Linked DNA regions of Homo sapiens: all the other regions are linked to region 2. A link is a loop called in an ENCODE intact Hi-C map of the cell type or tissue named here. Cell type or tissue: gastrocnemius medialis. All regions are shown on one strand.

Region 1 (2,500 bases), 260 kb after region 2:
GCCACTAAAACCCAGGTGAAGATCTTTCCCTGCCTAGTCCTCTGCAATTCTAGAGTGATTAGGGGCTCCCCTGGCATTTTCACAGCACCACAGCTACCTGATGGCATTGGTGTTTCACAGCAGAAGGCGCTGAGGGCACAGGGAGCTGAGCTGAAGCGACCTATCCAAGGTCACCTGTCTAGGAAGTAGCAGAACTGTTTCCAACCCCAGTCTCCTGATGCTGATTCACAGCTACCCTCTGGAGGGTTTCATTTTTCTCCTCTCTGACCCTTTGGAAAAGGATGCATTGAAGGACATAATGTTTTGATCCTTTGTTTTTGTGTTACATAAGTAAGGGAAAATTTCCTGTGACTTTACAAGTTCCTCTGTCTCTCCAGTGTTTCGAATTTGGTCCCTACACAGACTGGCTTCTTGCTCACACACTCTGCTAATGCCCAGGACTGCCTTCCATTTCAAGGGTTACCTCACCTTGCAGTGAGCCAAAAAGGTTTGCCCTCGGAATCTTCACCCTCGTTCCTCTCTTTCTGGGAACTACAGAAAGTTCGTTTCTGAGCCCGCAGAGTTTTTAACAGCACCTCCAGTTTCTCCTTAGTTCCTTCCCACGAGCCCGGAACCTGCTGTTAGCTGCTCTACTGAAAAATCCCCTTTTTTTCTCCCTGGGAGGAGTAGTAGGCACTCTTTCCAATTTCTACAAGCTGGTGGCAGGAGGGCTGGCATTCTTTCTCCCCTGCCTCATCAACACTTAATCCATCTTCCTGGCTCTGCCCACCCCTGAATTTGAAAAATGAAGTCAAAAACATCAAGGCGCATCCTTTTTGTGTGCCTGCTATTTTCAAGGGGCTGTAACGGTGATAGCAACCATGCAGGTACCCGCAGTGTGCTAAGCAGGGGCACTCTTCATGTCATCTCTGATATTCACAGCTACCCCATAATGGCGGACATGATTGTTTCCAGGCTACAGATGAGGAAACCGAGGCACAGACAGGGTAAATTACTCCCTCAAAGTCACACAGCTAGTAAGTGGGAGTACATGGGTAGGCAGAAATTTGAACTCTACCATCTCTGCCTCCAAAGCCTATGCACTTTTCCACTACCCCCTGCTGCCCTCCTCAGGAAGGAGGTGAGAGATGGCATCAGAGACCTTTCCAAAGATAAGCATGCCCTGTTTCCATTTTGCAACTCCTCTGCTGTCTGTGTGACACCACACATGCATAGCCTTTCCTCTTTGCCTCCTGTAAAGGTTTCAACTTTTTAAGTTAAATGAATTTTAAATAATTGGAGGGATACAAAAAAATATTTACATCTCTCTTTCCTTCTGCTGCAAAAATAGGGACCCTGGCAGGAGGCTGGGCATGCCAAGGCAGAAGGCTGCCATGCAGGCCTCTCTGATTTCAGTGCTGGCGTCACTGAGTCAGAGCCTGGGAAGCCCTCCCTCACCAAGGGGAACTTCAAGATAAGCCCCAGGGTCAGTGCTCTCCCATTCCAAACCCAAACCTGCTCAGCTACTCCCACCCTGGTGCAAACCCCCGAATCAGCCAGCCAGCACGTGACCATGCACGTCCCTCTGCCTGCCACAATCCCCAAGACACAACCTTGCTCTCAGACCCAGACCCGGTATGGGGTGTCCAACAGTGGCTCTGGGCATGAGGACAGGATGTGGGAAGAGCAGGTGCTCCGCCTCTGGGCACATGGCCACCCAGTCCAGCTTCACCCAGCACAACTCGTTTTCCAAATGTCCTAGTTTCAGCCTCCCTTTCTGCAACCCAGGCCAAATTGACCACCCCCAGATTTCTGTCCCCTGCTCATGGGGCTTGGCTGGGCCTGCTGGGGGCTGACGTGAGCCAGAATAACTGCGAAGGCAGGAGACGAAGGGGGTGTGAGCCGCCTTTTGGGATCTGTGCCCTGTCTCATGCACGAACACCCCCTGCCTGCCAGGCAGACCCATTCTTTTCACTGTGAGCCTCAGGAACAGAGAGTACAGGGCTGACCCACTCTGGGCCTCCCTGTAGAACTAGGGATGGTGAGGCAGGAACCCAGCAGAAGGATGGGGCCAGTTTCCAGTCCTTGAGAAAAAGGGGCTCAAACACGAAATTTGTGGGGAGCTTGTTGCCTCCCTTCTCAGAACCCTTGGATATCCCACAGCCTGCTCTCTTTACAGTGCCACCTAGGGAGCAAGAATTAGGTGCAGAGTGCTGGGAGAACCCCCAAACCAAATACAGATCCCTCATCTGGTCCCTTCCTGGCAGGTTGGGATGTGTGTCGCTTCGTCAGTTACTAGTATAGCACCTACTATATGTAGGCTTCCTGTGGGGGAGAGGGGGTCAGAGTGCAAGACATGGCAAGTGAGCAAGTTCCCCACCTAGTTGGGAAGTCATGCACCACATAAGACAGAATTCATTGCCAAGTGAATGTGTCCATCGGCAAGAAGGATCCATCCAGCGAGCACCAGGCATTGAACCCTGGGCTGGGGTTTCAAAGAAGAGACAGATAATTCCTGCAC
Region 2 (2,500 bases):
GGGGTGTCGGGAAGTGACCTTCTAGGCAGAGGGAACAGTGAGTGTAAAAGCCCCGAGGTGGGAGTGTGTCTGGTGTGCTTAAAGAACAGCATGGGGCCGATATGGCCATAGGGAAGTGAGTGGCAAGAACAGCGATAGGAGCTTAGCTCCAAGTGCTTAGGGCCATGCAGGCTAAGGCTCAGCTTTTACTCCAAGTGGCGTGGGGAACCATTGCAGGGATCTGAGCAGAGAAGACCATCTAACTTAAGTTTTAGAGCATTCACAATCTTATGGGACCTCCTGGATACTCTCTGGAAACAGATGGTGGGTGTTCACAAGGTCATCAAGGTCATCAGTAATGTGAGGCCAAGGCAACCAGCCCTTGGGGAGTGTGTCCTTGACCTTGACGGCAGGAAATGGGCGAGTCTGCTCCCTTAACTCTATGTTCCCCTTCTCCTTTTCCCTTAGAGAAGTGTCCCAGCTGATGGGGGCTTTCTGACCCGGGCACTGAACGAGCCTGGACTCTGGTGATACCAGGCAAATCTCGTGGGAAATAAACAGAGAACCCTGGCTTGTAACAGGAGTTTACCCCCAAAAGTCAAGGCAGACTTCCTGGAAGAGGAAGGCTCAGCTATCCGGTGATTAATAAAAGGCAAATCACCGCAAGAGAAACCAGCCTTTCGCGACCCTGGCAGTTGGACAGCATGGCTGTTGGTGCTGGGTCACCTTCAGAACGGCCTTGGCAAATGAGTGCTAATGAAAGCCTGGCTCAGGGACAGAATGAATGATTTAGACTACTCACCCCCTCCAGGCTCTCTCCTAGGCACATTTGGTAAATCCTTACCGTAATAACCAATAAGAGTTGAAGACATCGCCTCTCCACCCCTCCAAAGAAGGGAATGTCTAACGGTGGAATTGCAGGCACTGGGTAATGCTGGCTCCTAAGTGCCCTTGGGGAGGAGACTTCCGAGAATGCTTCTATTCCCATTACAAAAAAGGCTCCCATTCCCACCTGCCTTCTCCCAGAGAGGCTTGCGGTGACCACGACAGGTGCAACAGGGCTCGAGCTGGCGCGGGCGCAAGGGGTTCCTGGTCGGCCCAGGGCCGGGGTCCCAGTGCGCAGGTGGGCGGCGCCGCGTGCAATGGAGGCTGGCGGCCGACAGAGGGCGCAACGGAGCCGCTGGGCTCCCCCTGCTCTTTCCCGACTACCTCGCTGCCCAACTGCCCTGTCAGCCGTGTTCGCGGTGCCGCGGGGCGTGTGTGGGCGCCGTCAGGGAGGCCTTCCTAGGCCACTCCTCAACCATCATCTGCTGCCGTCCCTGGCCGCGGCCTAGCCCCATTTCCGGTCAACTTAGTCCCCCGCCCCCAGGCCGTCCAGATCTCGCCACACCCTCTGCAGGCCACCCCCACCCTTCCTTCCCTTCCAGGTGTGGTCAGTCGGGGAGGGTGGTGGCCGGGGGTGAGGGGCATGGTCTGGAGGACGTGGGCCCGGAACCCGGGAGTGAAGATTAGCGGTTTTGTACAGGGAAGCTGCAAATGAGAAGCCATAGCTGATTTCACCCCCAGCCATTGCCTTAGGCCTCGGTAGCCTCAAGCCTTAGGCCTGGGCGCTGGGATGGGGGCCTAGAGTAGAGTCCAGGGCCCCTGGGGAATGTGGGAAGGCATCTGCCCTGTTTACTTCTGCAGGCTCTGGCTGGTGATAGAGCCAATCATTATTTGTATGAATGAAAGAAAGAAATGGAGAGTAGTCCAGGCACGGTAGCCCATGGTGGCATTGCTTGAGGCTGCGAGTTGGAGACCAGCCTGGGCAACATAGCCAGTCCCCGTTGCTTAAAAAAAAAAAAAGAAAAGAAAGAAAAGAAAAAGAAATGGAAAGTGATCTAGGGATCTGTTTGTCTGTTTGCCTAAGACCCAGCTCTGGCCAGCCCTGATGGGTCCCAGGGGACCAGCAGGCTTTGCCATGCTCCTGTTGCTATGATACTTACCTGGAGCCCTCTCCCTCCATCTTCCCACACCTCACACGTTCCCTTTCACTTCTGCCACTGTTCCAATGCCCTTGCTAGTACTTGATCCAAATCTCTTATCCTAGCTTTCAATGTTCTGCATGGTCTTGCCCCACCCTATGAAGGGTAGCCGAATACACGGCCCTAAAATATGCCACTTGGGCACAAGGATTATTTTGAGCTGAAGGCAGTTGAGAAGAAGCAGAAACATGAAAAACTCTCTGCCCTCCCCCTATTTGCCTAAAAGCCGGATATAAATTTACAAGGGTGTCCCTCCTTCCCTCTCAATCAGGAAGGACAAAGGTTGATCACAGAAGACGGCCTTAGACCTCTATCAGCCTGGAGACAGCACCAGAGGAATCTGCATAAAAAGCTTTGCTAACTAGCCTTTATCTACCATTATTTTGTTCAGTTATTTGTCTTTCCACAATTGCCACCCCTAGGGACTCAAGGTCCATTGCTTTTGTCTTGTCACTTCTCTAAAATTGCATTGTTTTTTGTTGAAGATGCTATATAAG
Region 3 (2,500 bases), 200 kb after region 2:
CCAGCCCACAGGGATTCGAAAGTGATGTCCAAGTTGTTTATGGTGATCAGACATCGTACCTCCAAGGGGGCGCTTTGGGCTGGTTATAGCCACAGACATGATTCCAGGGAGGTGCAGGGCTCTGGGGGAAGTCCCCAGAAATTCCCACCTCAGGACCCTCCTTCTCTCCCTTCCTGGATCTCAGGGAGTGGGGATGTGTGGCCACATCTCAAGTGCTCGAGACTCTGCTCTCCCAGGAAGCCTTCCCTGAGGGCGGAGCTCCTCCTGACCACACAACCGCCTCAAGGTCACGCTTAGTTACTGTGGGGCTCATGGATGTGATCCCTGTCCTGCCCCTCCCCAGGCTGAGAGGGACAGCGCCCCAGCCTCCTGCCTGCTTTGTTATTCCCCAAAGGACAGCAGCTCAACAAGGCTCAGAGCTCAGGATGTAGCCCAAATGCAGAGCCAGGGAACCCAGAGACACCCACACACACACAGATGTGGACCTCCGATCAGGGATGCTGCCCACGTGGAGCTTGGCAAGCCCTGCCTCTTACGGCCACGCAGGTGCAGAACCTAAGGGGCCTAAGGTCTTGCTAGGGTCTGGGCTCACACTCAGTGGGGAGCCTCCCTGTGGGACCCAGGTCATCTGCAGAGGCACAGTGTGTGGCCAGGGGCTGTGGCCTGGGAGGGGATGAGGGGAAAAGGGCCTTGCCTTTTCAGAATTCCACTGCACACCATCCCAGCCCATAAGTTCAGTGCCTGATGATGCCCTCCAAGGGCAGAGCAGCACAAAGGTCTAGGGGTGTGCATGCTTCTTCTTCCTTTGAGGGGGGCCTGCCCTGGGAAGCAGCCTTGGCGCTAGGCCAGCTGTGGGCCAGGCTGAGCCCTCCCTCCCCACCCCTGCCCTCAAGTATTTATAGAAGTTATTTTGGGAATTTTCTTTCTGAGCTCAGGGCACATTCCTGGGATTCTGTAACAGCCTTTCCAGCTGGGAAGCCAGGAATCAGCTGGAAGCTGCAGGAGCCTTCTGGTCCCTGGAGCCTGCGTTTGGGGACACCAGGGCTGCTGGGAGGAGCCTGCTCTACAGAAAGGGCCCTCCCTAACGCCACCCTGGAACATAGACACACCCTTCCAGGGAGGCTGGCATTCCAGCCCAGCTCCAGGCTCTCTGGCATTCCGGATTCTCTCAGGTGTGTCAGCCTCAACCTGTCCAACCAGACCTGGAACGGGAGGGAGGGAGGCGCCTCTCCAGGCTGAAAACCTCCCACTCCCATCACCACAGGCCTCCTGGAGCCAGGGCAGCTCCAAAGCCACAGGGTCCTACTTCCCTGATGTGGGGAGGGGAGCAAACCCTTCCAGCCCCACCCAGTGCTGGGGTGGGATGTGTTCACCCCAGAGCCCCCTGGGCCTCAAAAGAAGAGGCTCCTGCTGAGAAGAGCCCAGACTCACAAGGAGCCCAACCTAGGTGGGGGTCTCCTGGGGTAGTGAGTACCTGTCCCTTTCTCTTCTGGGGTCCTTTACAAGTGAGATGTAGAAGAACACCAGTAGGCCTCTTCAGCTGGGGCTAAGGGTTGTCTGTTTTCAGAGGGGCAGGGACCAGCGGCCAGGGGCCCGATGGGTCACATCCTGGGGGACTCTGCAGCCTGACGAACCTCCAAGAAATTGACTTCCTTGCCAGCCGTCTCCTCTGGCCAGTGGCTGGGCCTTTTCTCCTCCCCTTCCTGGGCTGGTATCAGGTTCTAGGTCTGTAGGGGCCTCTACCCATCCTGGAGCACTGCCTGGCCCAGCCCTCCAGGTCAGTCAAGAGGCTGTGGCTAGGCCTCTGGATCCCGGGTTCTAGAAGTGAGTCCCCGTGATGGGGAGTGAGAAGGGGGCCCAGTCACAGAAGGTCCCCTCTCTGGGCAGGAGGTACAGCCAAAGGCACAGTAAAGGACAGTTTGGGGAGGGGGCTGCTGGACAGGGAGAAAGGGCCGCATTACCTTCTCTCTCCATGTAGGGTGAGTCTTTCTTTTTTTTTTTTTTTTTTTTTTTTTGAAAAAATTGATTCTGGAGCTTAATTAAGCCAGCAGTGCTCAAGTATCATTCTGATCTGAATCTATGACAGGCTTCCTCATCAGGGTTGGTGATGGACTTCAGGAGCCTATATCAGCTTAAGGTTTTCCCAGAGTCCTGAGCCAGGGCTCAGGGTGTGTGTGTGGGGCTGTGCCAGCCCAGGGATAAGGTGGGTAGGGAGGGGCCTCTGATCCCCACTGAGCAGGTGCTGGGGGACACACCCTCATACCCCCCACACCATGGGCCTGCAGAACCCTCTACTTTCGTCTCCTCTACTTTCCCATCAGGGAATGTGACCTCAGGCAGCACTGGCGAGGGGTGAACAGAAAGCTCACAATAAAATCATCTCATCAGAGGTCACAGAGCCAAGACGCTCCTATTGAACTTTCCTGCCAAGCAGAAGCAAGATTCCATGTCCTCTCATGGCCTAGACCCCTCTAAGCCACCTGCCACAGCTCCGGAAATG

Evidence for each region. Peaks named below come from ENCODE experiments on the same cell type or tissue, not always from the same donor. Only the 100,000 strongest peaks of a DNase experiment are listed, where the experiment ranks them.
Region 1: it touches region 2 in a loop (5-fold over the local background); 6 of 110 quality-filtered maps call a loop at or near these places.
Region 3: a loop joins it to region 2, with 2.3 times the contacts of the local background. A loop is called at or near these places in 7 of 110 quality-filtered maps.

The regions. Positions count from the first base shown.
Region 1 is chr2:47,014,041-47,016,540 of GRCh38, reverse strand. All of the region lies in intron 11 of TTC7A (tetratricopeptide repeat domain 7A), which reads right to left. Among named protein-coding and RNA genes, the nearest start is that of TTC7A, 74 kb to the right of the region's middle. In gastrocnemius medialis, a CTCF peak has its summit at 1,112 (motif pointing left); DNase peaks (open chromatin) are centred at 1,100, 1,435 and 1,640; H3K27ac peaks cover 2,412 bases.
Region 2 is chr2:47,271,189-47,273,688 of GRCh38, reverse strand. All of the region lies in intron 3 of EPCAM-DT (EPCAM divergent transcript), which reads left to right. Among named protein-coding and RNA genes, the nearest start is that of BCYRN1, 63 kb to the left of the region's middle. RefSeq lists a silencer at 1,046-1,225. In gastrocnemius medialis, a CTCF peak has its summit at 1,128 (motif pointing right); a DNase peak (open chromatin) is centred at 1,148; H3K4me3 peaks cover 763 bases; H3K27ac peaks cover 2,177 bases.
Region 3 is chr2:47,068,378-47,070,877 of GRCh38, reverse strand. All of the region lies in intron 19 of TTC7A (tetratricopeptide repeat domain 7A), which reads right to left. Among named protein-coding and RNA genes, the nearest start is that of STPG4, 86 kb to the left of the region's middle. RefSeq lists enhancers at 627-1,483, 1-2,242. In gastrocnemius medialis, no CTCF peak of the experiment used is centred here; a DNase peak (open chromatin) is centred at 1,067; H3K27ac peaks cover 2,500 bases.